Regions from separate parts of the Homo sapiens genome. Here region 1 is linked to region 2. The links are chromatin contacts, found by Hi-C or POLR2A ChIA-PET in ENCODE. All regions are on one chromosome and are shown on one strand. Each heading gives the region's core, a stretch centred on a gene start or an enhancer-like site at or near the end of the contact. The rest is flanking DNA. Distances are from core to core; before and after follow the strand shown.

The links. A loop is a pair of places that touch in the nucleus more often than their neighbours do. ChIA-PET counts read pairs that join two places held with the same protein, here RNA polymerase II (POLR2A). Pooled maps may share reads with other maps.
Region 1: a pooled map shows a loop between it and region 2 (4-fold over the local background). The contact joins two enhancer-like sites. A Hi-C loop is called at or near these places in 9 of 50 pooled maps. POLR2A ChIA-PET finds 5 or more read pairs at or near these places in 11 of 52 experiments (A549, A673, BJ and 6 more).

What each region holds. Positions count from the first base shown.
Region 1 is chr17:17,850,140-17,855,743 of GRCh38, forward strand. TOM1L2 (target of myb1 like 2 membrane trafficking protein) reads right to left here. Exons shown (of 15, transcript NM_001082968.2): 13 at 754-813. Among named protein-coding and RNA genes, the nearest start is that of SREBF1, 16 kb to the left of the region's middle. RefSeq lists enhancers at 1-14, 1-130. Within about 2 kb of position 3,817, at least 2 of the 41 ENCODE cell types and tissues checked have a DNase peak (open chromatin) inside an H3K27ac peak, as active enhancers do.
Region 2 is chr17:17,955,452-17,960,762 of GRCh38, forward strand. All of the region lies in intron 1 of TOM1L2 (target of myb1 like 2 membrane trafficking protein), which reads right to left. Among named protein-coding and RNA genes, the nearest start is that of TOM1L2, 14 kb to the right of the region's middle. RefSeq lists a silencer at 2,843-2,892. Within about 2 kb of position 3,125, at least 22 of the 41 ENCODE cell types and tissues checked have a DNase peak (open chromatin) inside an H3K27ac peak, as active enhancers do.

The sequences.
Region 1 (5,604 bases), core at 2,567-5,066, 100 kb before region 2:
GGGGAGAATCCAACTACCCCATGACTCTGGGCAAGCCACTTCCCAGAGTGCACTTCTTCATCCGCCACCCTGGCCCCCTACTGGGCTGCTGAGAGTGAAAGTGCTTTGTAAAGAACAGAGGGAGGGGCCAGCAGTTATCACATGCAGCCACTGCAGCTCTCCTTTCTTGGGACCTGTTGCCATTTTCAGATGCATAGTATCCTCATCTTCTAGCCCTATCTCTGAGGATGGAGACAATGGGTCTTTGGGGCAGGGGTTCTTTTACATCAAAAATCAGGAAGGGAGGAGGGGGATGACAGCCAATTAAAAACAAAAGCACTGTGTGTATACTTCACAATTAAAAAAAAAAGAAATGAAAACAAAACAAAACAAAACAAAAAACATGCTCCCCCAACACTCCCTCCCCCAAAAAACCAAAGCACGGCACATACATCTGAAATGGAAAAGATACTGGGGGGAAGGCAAGTGTGTGTTTTGGAGCCAGCTACGGCTAGGACTGTGTGGGTGAAGGAGGCTGTGCCCAAGGCCTTGCCCCCAGCACAGTTGGCCTCCGCAGGCCGGGAGGCCACTGCAGCACCCACAGCTATGGGCTGATGTCGGGGAGGAGGGGCAGCTATGGAGCTTGCCCAGACCTCCCTTCTCCACTGACCCAGACAGGGGTGGAGCCCCTGCTGATGCTCCCCCAAGGCCTGTCCTCAGAAGAGCCTCTGCCGCTCCACACCCCACAGATGAAATAGAAAAGTCGAGTCTCACCAGGTCGGTCCTGAGCCACACCTCAATGTCGTCCATGACAGATGGCTGCGCAACGGGGATCTATGGAGGCGGCAAGCAGCGGGCCAGGCAGCCCCCACACAGCCAGCGAGGGGAGACAGAACACCGGAACAAAGGAAATCATCAACAGCAACCCCAAATAAAACCAAAATGTACACAGAGCAAAAAAACACAATTGGCACAGCACACAGGGGCAACACAGGGCAGCCACGTGTGAGATGGCAGGTGAGGAAAGCAATGAGGTGCAAATGATAAGAAGCAGGCTCCCGGCAGGGCCGGCGGTAAGGAAGGTGGCTGTACGCGTTCTTGAAATGGAGAACTTTTTGACTATGAGTGTCCACTCTCACATTGCGGGGCCTCTCAGCCCGGGGCTGCAAAACACCTTCTAACTTCAGGAAGGCGCTGCCACGCAGGCTGATTTTGAACTCAGCCACTATGACAGTCCGCTGTCAAGCCCAACCCAGGGAAGGCCAAGTGACAGCCTGCCCAGAGCGGGGTACAGGTGCTCAGAGGGCAGGGCAGCACCAGCCCCGGGGGGATGCAGGGGGTCTGTTTGCTCCGCTGAAGAGATTTTGAAATGCGTCCTGGTGCATTTCTGAGTGGAGAGGGGAACTGGAGGAGGTGCGTGCTCCGCTGGGCTGGGTGTGGCCTGGTAGACAGAGGCAGGCACATTTTACCATCAACAGAAACACAGCAAAAACGAGGGCTCTGATGACAAAGGGGACTATGGGGCTTTAGTCTTCTTTGTGTCTCTTTAGGGGAAATTCATGAAGCAGCCCTGAAAGCAACAGCTCCCTTTAGTCTCGTCCTTTCTTCCCTGTGTTCAATGGCTGGCTGTGCTTCAGGAGTCAAAGAAACCAAGTTCAGCTGAGCACTGGGGCGCAGCAGCCAGAGCCAGGGAGGTGACAGCTTCCAGGCATACTAAGGTGTACCACGGGGTTGCCTGAGCAGTCACCTTGCTTGGGCCCCTGTGCCAAGCACCTCAGGGACAGAGACTCTGAAAAATGCACATGGCTAAAAAGGTTTAAGTTGCCATCAAATATGACATGATAAGAAGCTCCCTAGAAGCCATGTTAATGGAATGTTGGCTCCCAGCCTAGAGAAATGAGGTGATGACCCTTAATCACCTCCTCACCTACCCTGGCTCTGGGAGGTACCCTTCCGGGGCTCACTTGCAAGACCCCTATTTCTATTACAAAAATGCCAGCTCTGTCTATAGCTGGCTTCACCCAATGCCATGATCTAGGGTAAGACTAAAGTAAAAATAAGCAGTAAAAGGAATGCATACCCCAGTGTCTATCAAATGTAAAAAATAACACGACCTTCACAAAGAAAAAGAACAAAGAACACATATCACCAGCAGTGATGTGACAACTCCAGTCCTGGGGGTTGACACCTGCTGCTGATGGTGGGGGAGGGTGGTTTGGGGTCCCAGGTAGAGTCCAGCACTCTGAGCAGGTATCTACGATGCCACCAGAGCTCTTCACTCCCTCAGTGAGCTCAGCTGGCCCCTTGCTCTGAGGAATGTGCTCTGTGTCCTAACTTCGGACCCAATGTGGGAAGCCCACAAGAGCACTTTCAGAAAGGCCCAAGCCAGTCACTGATCAGATTAGGAAGAGTCTGTGTTGCTCATTATTTCTTTGACTTACTGGGGAGTTAAGAATGTTGAATTGAGCAGGGCACGGTGGCTCATGCCTGTAATCCCAGCACTTTGGGAGGCCGAGGCGGGCAGATCACCTGAGGTCAAGAGTTTGAGACCAGCCTGACCAACAGGGAGAAACCCAGTCTCTACTAAAAATACAAAATTAGTTGGGTGTGGTGGTATGCGCCTGTAGTCCCAGCTACTGGGGAGGCTGAGGCAGGAGAATCACTTGAACCTGGGAGGCAGAGGTTGCAGTGAGCCGAGATCACGCCATTGCACTCCACCCTGGGCAACAAGACTGAAACTCTGTCTAAAAAAAAAAAAAAAAAAAAAAAAAAGAACATTGAATTGAAAAGGTATCAGGGAGTCTTATCACCCAGACATGAAACCTAGGGACAGGAGGCATGTGGGTCCTCACTGGGGGGATGGACGCACAAATGACTGACAGATGTGTTAACAATGCCTAAGGCTGGCACTTCCTTGCCCTTGCCCATCAAAAGGCAGTAGGGTACACTGCTACTCTGTGCTTGCTGGCAGGCCTTCTGCCTTGAGACATTCCTGGAACAGGACACACCAGTTATCATGCTCTCAATGACTGTAAGTCAGAATGTGTGGCCTCTGGGAGGACGCATGCCATGCTGAGTCCCCAAAACTGAAGCTTAGAAAGTCAGCAGCATCTCCAGAGAGAAAATAGTCCCACACTAGCGGTTAGAGTGTGCACCAGCCCTTTCTTTACACCTGACCAGCTTTTGTCCACTTAGCAGAAACAGACTAGATGTCCTGAGCTTTCCAATGTGTTGCAAAAGCTACAACAAAGACATTAAGGGGTCAGGGGCCTTAAACCTTCAGATTTTTCTTGTAATTGTTTTGTTGCTGCTAAAGAACAAATCCCTTGAGGCCTGGGGTCATACTTTAATTTTCTTCTTTGGGGATAAATCTTGAGAGCCAACATGCTCAGAAAATAAACAATGACACTTAAGAAATTCCTCACCTCCTCAAAAATAACTTCCCAAAAGCTGGCTCATGGGAACCCTTTTCTTCCATGTCCTAGATTTTTCCAAATAAGTAGTATGTTTATGGAATGGCATCCTCCAGACCAAGCCCTAGAGGGCACGCTGAGGAGAGTGCACTGGGTGGGGTCCATCTGGGCCCTCACACTCACTGGTGGCAGGACCTGGGGTGAGTCGCTCCTCTCTGGACCCCACTTTCTTCACCGGAGAGCTCCTGAGTTTCTTCTATCCTAAGAAGCCTTAGAGATTTGGGTGGAGAGGCAGGAGCAGGGGACAGAGGCCTGAGCAATGCTTGGCCTCAATTTCCTCATCTGTGAAATAAGGCGATTGCTAGATTGTATTTGGCTTTCAATTCTTATGACTCAGAAACCTTAACTTTCAGGTTGGTGCTTCTGTTTTCTAATTCAGAAACCCAGGGATGTCAGAAATTATGGAAACTGACTCATTACAATATAGAAGCCACTTGGCCTCAGGGCGTGAACCATGGTGGAGCAGGGTGATGGTTAACAGTTAAGCTTATATAACGTAAGCTTAAATTGACTTTCTTGTGGCCAGACACAAAACCTTAGCTATCTAAACCTCTTGTCCTGGTAAATAAATGCCTTGAGTATTATAACAGGGCAAAGTTCCTTCTAATAATGTAGGTGCTATCAGACTCAGACTAAACATGTACACTGCTTGGAAAATATGAACCAAAGAAACTGTGGGAGGCCGAGGACGCGCTCCTTGTCAGGCTGATGGGAGGGAAGTGGGGCCCTGGTTGGAGCAGGGGGCACTGCGCTGAGTCTTAGGGGACTCTGTTTCTTCCCTGCAGCTTTGGGCAAGACACCAGGCCCTTAGGAGGCCTCGGTATCCTCATCTGTCAGACTAGGGGCTGGCCCAGCAGATTCCTAAGAAGGCTGTTGGCTCTGATGTGTCATAGTTTTATTTTTATTTTTATTTATTTATTTAGTTATTTATTTAATTAATTAATTTATTTAGAGACAGAGTCTTGCTCTGTTGCCCAGGCTGGTGTGCAGTGGTGCGATCTCAGCTCACTGCGACCTCTGCTTCCCAGGTTCAGATAATCCTTGTGCCTCAGCCTCCTGAGTAGCTGGGATTACAGGCGTGAGCCACCACACCTGCCTAATTTTTTTTTTTTTTGTATTTTTAGTAGAGACAGGGTTTTGCCATGTTGGCCAGGCTGATCTCAAACTCCTGGCCTCAAATGATCTGCCCAGCTTGGCCTCCCAAAGTGCTGGGATTACAGATGTGAGCCACTGCACCCAGCCTGACATGCCATAGTTTCAGCATTTTCTTGGGCAATGATCCAAGCTGAAGGCTGGTCTGAGGGATCTGAAGAAGCGTATGAGTTGGAAGAGAGGGACAGAAAGGAAGAAGACATGTGAAGAGAGAAAAGGAAGGAAGCTAGCAGAGGAATGCCCTCCAATAGAGACTGCTGCCTGAAGCTCAGCCCCTCTGAAGATAGGTAGGCCAGGCTGGCTTGGCTGAGGCAGTGGTTAGACCAGCCCTGCCCATTTTCAAAGTCCACAGACATCTTGGATGTCAGAAGCCACAGGTTTTGATCTGAGTGGCAGGTGAGCCATCCTGCTGTCAGCTGATTCTCACTTGGAACTGCAGGCAGGGGCAGCTCTGCCTCAGGGATCAGGAGGGAGGGTTGCCTGCCCAAGGGGGAGAGGCATGTCTGTCTGGTACTCCAGGGGTTAGGATTATCCTTCCAGAGTAAGAGCCTTGGGGGCCTCCAGGTCTGAGGAGGGAGTCCCGCCCTCCAAACCCAAGCCTGGGTTTTGGCAGCAGCATTCTTTACTAACCTACCTCTGTTCTTGTTTTGACTTAGATTCTCTCACATGAGGATATTTTCCTGGCTGCACCCTGCAAAAGGGAGACACCCCTAGCTGATCACCAGCCAAGAGAGGCAAAAAGACCTCACACTAGAGAGGCCAGGGAGGGAGAGCACAAGCCTAGCAGTCTCCCTGAGAGCCGCCCGGCCCTAGCCCATTGACAAGTCTCATTTCTCTTCAACCAGTAATAAGCCTGGTGGTGTCAGTTAACTTCTGTGTTGGCTATCCACACACCTGAGTCCCAGGAGCATAAGGGTTCCAACAGATGCTCCTCTGCAGCTTCCCACAGCCCCATGCCCACAAGGAAACCCACCTGTCCAGTTTTCAATGTAACAAGAAC
Region 2 (5,311 bases), core at 1,875-4,374:
CCTCCATCTCCCACGTAGCTGGGATTACAGGCACACGCCACCAAGCCCAGATAAATTTTTTGTATTTTTAGCAGAGACAGGGTTTCACCATATTGGCCAGGACAGTCTTGATCTCCTGACCTCGTGATCCTCCTGCCTCGGACTCCCAAAGTGCTGGGATTACAGGCATAAGCCACTGCGCCCAGCCTCTTCTTTGTTGTTTTTTAAGAGATGGAGTCTTGCTCTGCCACCCAGGCTAGAGTGTGTCCAGAATTGGTGGGTTCTTGGTCTCACTGACTTCAAGAATGAAGCCATAGACCCTCGCAGTTAGTTTTACAGTTCTTAAAGGCGGCGTGTCTGGGGTTTGTTCCTTCTGATGTTCAGCTGTGTTCTGAGTTTCTTCCTCCTGGTGGGTTCGTAGTCTCGCTGGCTTCAAGAGTGAAGCTGCAGACCTTCGCGGTGAGTGTTACAGCTCTTAAGGCAGCGTGTCTGAAGTTGTTCGCTCCTACCGCCTGGAATTGTTCATTCCTCCCAATGGGTTCGTGGTCTGCGCCAGCCTCAAGAGAAAAACTGCAGACCTTTGCAGCCAGTGTTACAGCTCATAAAAGCAGTGGACTCATGGAGTAAGCAGCAACATTTGTTTCAAAGAGCAAAAGAACAAAGCCTCCCCCGCACGAAAAAGGACCCAAGTGGGTTACCACTACTGCCTCTGGCCCCACCCACATCCTGCTGATTGGTCCATTTTACAGAGAACTGATTGGTCTGTTTTACAGAGACCTGATTGGCCTATTTTGACAGGGTGCTGATTGGTGCGTTTACAATCCCTGAGCTAGACACAAAGATTCTCCAAGTCCCCACCAGATTAACTAGATACAGAGTGCTGATTGGTGCATTTACAAACCTTGAGCTAGACACAGAGTGCTGATTGGTGTATTTACAATCCCTTAGCTAGACATAAAGGTTCTCTAAGTCCTCACTAGACTCAGAAACCCAGCTGGCTTCACCCAGTGGATCCCACACCTGGGTCACAGGTGGAGCTGCCTGCCAGTCCCTGGCAGTGCGCCTGCACTCCTCAGCCCTTGGGCGGTCGATGGGACCGGGCGCAGTGGAGCAGGGGTTTGCGCTCCTTGGGGAGGTTCGGGCCGCATAGGAGCCCACGGCAGGGAGGCTCAGGCATGGTGAGCTGCAGGTCCAGAGTCCTGCCCCGCAGGGAGACCGCTGAGACCCGGCGAGAATTCCAGCACAGCACTGGCGGGCCGGCACTGCTGGGGGAATGGCACACCCTCCGCAGCTGCTGGCCTGGATGCTAAGCCCCTCACTGCCCGGGGCCTGCGGTGCTGGGCCCGCTGAGCTCACGCCCACCCAGAACTCGCGCTGGCCCGCAAGCGCCACGCGCAGCCCGGTTCCCGCCCGCGCCTCTCCCTCCACATCTCCCTGCAAGCTGAGGGAGGCGGCTCCGGCCTCGGCCAGCCCAGGGAGGGGTTCTCACAGTGCAGCGGCGGGCTGAAGGGCTCCTCAAGCACAGCCAGAGAAGGCATCGGGGCTGAGGAGGCGCCTGAGAGCGAGCAACGGCTGCCAGCACGCTGTCACCTCTCAAGAGTACAGTGGCACAATCATAGCTCGCTGCAGTCTCCACCTCCTGGGCTCAAGCAATCCTCCTGCCTCAGCCTCCAAAGTAGCTAGGACTACAGGGAGTAGCACTACCACACCCAGCTAATTTTTAAATTTTTTGTAGAAACAGGGTCTTGCTATGTTGCCCAGGCTGGCCTCAAATTTTTGGCCTCAAGCAATCCTCCTGCCTTGGCCTCCCAAAGTGCTGGGATTACAGGCATGAGCCACCACTCCCTTATACAGCCTTTCAAAATGGCAGGTAGAGAAAACAATGCATATGATTCTTCTTCAAAATATCACTGGGATTCAACACAAAAGAGCATATACTGTATGACTCCACTCATGAACTTCTAGAAGAGATAAAAGATCAGTGGTTCCCTCTGCAGTGTGTTGGAGGAGAGGATTAACTGGGAAGGGACCTGAGGGAGCTTTCTGGGGTGAGGTTGACAGTGCGTATCTTGATGGGGTAAGGTGACAACATGTAAGCATGTGTCAAAATTATAACAAAATGTATGCATTTTACTACAAGTAAACTACCTCAGTGAAAATCATTAGAAGGCAAATATATATACATTTACACAAAATATATATAAAGTATAACATATTTATATAAAATATATATAAAATATGTATATGTATATATTTACCTGTGTGCATGTATTTACATGTGTGTATATACTTACATATCACAGGCTATACACACACACACGTACACACACATATGATTCATAGGTATGTACAGTCTCTTATGGAAAGCTGTAAGTCTTAAGAAAAACTAGGCCAGGCGTGGTGGCTCACGACTGTAATCCCAGGCCGAGGTGGGCGGATCATGAGGTCCGGAGATCAAGACCATCCTGGCTAACACGGTGAAACCCCGTCTCTACTAAAAATACAAAAAATTAGCCGGGCGTGGTGGTGGGCGCCTGTAGTCCTAGCTATTCAGCAGGCTGAGGCAGGAGAATGGTGTGAACCCAGGAGGTGGAGCTTGCAGTAAGTCGAGATTGTGCCACTGCACTCCAGCCTGGGCAACAGAGCAAGACTCTGTCTCAAAAAAAAAAAAAAGAAAAGAAAAACTAAAAGCCACTTTGATTTGGGCCTTAAGCTTTAGGTCTGAAATGAACTTGGAAAGCTTGTTCAACCTCTGTTCTTCAAAACAAACGAACGAACAAACCATGCTCTTCAAATGAGTAACTGACAGGATGTGCCCCACCCAAAGTCTCACAGCAAATCAGCAGCAGAGCAGTGAACAGTCCCAGACTTTCCCAGTCCTAGCCTGGGATTGGTTTCTCTGGTCTGGACCAGTGCCAGAAAAAGTAGATAAAACAGAAGACCATTGGTGATTTTATGAGCTAATTTCATTTAAACCATCAAATCTAGAGCTAAATAGTACCCCCAACCAAGCCCAGTCAAAAACAGGAGACTAACTTTCAAACAATAAAATGTATTTACCTTCATGAGGCTGAGTTGAAAATTTCCACTCCATTAAAATGACAGACTTACTACCCCATGCTTACCCTCCCTGCCCATATACAAATATCTAAATGACTGGCAAGAGGCTGTGAGCTAAATAGGAAGACATGTAAGAGTCATAAAACTGAGTCACTGTGGGACCTTGGCAAGTCTCCTACTGTGATACAGTAAGAAATATATATTTGGTCTTTGTCCAGGTTCCTGGCACACCTCACCCAAAACCCCTGGAATCTCCTGAGAGATAAGTGTCTTTTGTATGCTAATGAGATTGGGGCTCCCTAGCCAGAAAGACCAAGGTACATTTCAGTGTTGGAACTTTTAGCCGTACCCTCATCCCACCTTACCTCCGGAAAGGGGAGAGGGACTAGAGGTTGAGTTATTCACCAATGGCCAGATTTAATCACTCATGCCCACATAATGAAACCTCCATTAATACCCCTAAACGATGGGGTTCAAAGAACTTCCAAGTTGAACACATAAAGGTGCTGGGAGGCTGGCACAGAAGTTCTCTGCCCCTTCCCCACACCTTGCCCGATGAATCTCTTCCATTTGGCTGTTGCTGAGTTATATCCTTTGTCACGAAAATGTAAGTAAAGTGTTGTCCTGAATTTTGTGAGCCATTCAAGCATATGATCAAACATGGGGAAGGCATCACGGGAATCCCCAATTTATAGCCGGTCATGGGAAGTACAGATGGTAACCAGGAACTTGTGACTGGCATGTGAAGTGGGGGCAGTCTTGTGGGACTGAGCCCTTAACCTCTGGGGTCCGCACCAGCTCCAGGTAGTTAGTGTCAAAACTGAATTCAATTGTAGGACATCCATTTGATATCAGAAAAAAGACAAAAACAACAAAAAAATCCCTGCACATTTGCTGTCAGAAATGTCATACATCACAGACACCCTCTCTGGCCTTGTTTCCACAACCTGCAAAAATTAGAGGGTTGGACCAAATACCACTAAGACCCTTTCAACTAGAGTCTTCTGATTCTTTGAATTGCTGGTTTAAGAATTTCCACAGTTAGCATAGGAGACTCTCGCTCTCTGGAAGCCACTAGCAAATTCAGCTTTCAAACCCCAAGCAACATCATTTCTCAGGCCTCATTTCCTATTTCGACTAATGACGTGCCAGAAATCTGTGTGATTTCTCCTTTGAGGAGCAGCAAAAAAAACTCCACAGTGTCCTATTACAGGACCCAGTTCTTGTCCCCAGCTCTCAAAGACAGCCCAATTCTCTGAGATGAAAGAATCAGTCTCTCTCCATTACACTCAATTTTAAACCAAAACCCGAAACAGAATTTTTGACATGCCTCCCAGACTACAAGGCTTATGCTTCATTAATGATTAAAAGAGCAGCTGGTGATGTCTTAAAAGCAAGTTGGTCAGTTAGACAATTTAGCATGTGTTTAAATTCCGTCTTTTCCTCCATCCATCACTGTAGTTCTAAGGCAAATCCAAAGAGAAAGTAAAATACACAGGTCTTCCATTACTAAGAAGTGCCTCAGCGAGGATATAAGAAAGCACGTCCTTTGAGGAAATTCTCAGAAAACTTACTGGTATGAAGAGGACACTTGTACACTGAGTTACAGGAGGAAAACTGAAACTGAGTACATAATTTACAATACTAGTGTAGGTCTGGATTTAAGACAACTATTACTAGATTTTTCAGCTACCAAGTTCATTCAGGCATTCATTCACTCAATCCCACAAACAATACTAAGCTCTCTGGTTTAGTGGTTAAGAGCACCAGCTCTGCTGCCCACAGACCTGGGTTCAAATCCCTGCTCTGCCACTGATAATCCACAGACCTTGAGGAAGGTACTTGACTTTTTTTTTTCTGAGACAGGGTCTCTGGCTCTGTCAACCAGACTGGAGTGTAGTGGCACAATCTCAGCTCACAGCAACCTCTGCCTCCTGGGCTCATGCCATCTTCCCACCTCAGCCTCCTCCCAAGTAGCTGGGACTACAGGTGCATGCTACCATGCCCAGCTAATTTTTGTATTTTTTTGTAGAGACGGAATTTCGCCATGTTGCCCAGACTGGTCTCGAACTCCTGAGCTCAAGTGATCCTCCCATCTTGGCTGCCCAGAATACTAGTATTACAGGCATGAGCCAGTGAGCCCAGCTGGTTATTTCACTTCTAAGCCTTAGTTTCCTAGTCTTTTAAAATATGACTGACAGGCCTGGGTGACACAGTGAGAGTCTGTCTCCAAAAAAACAAAATAGAGTGATAATACCTGCCTTACAGAATT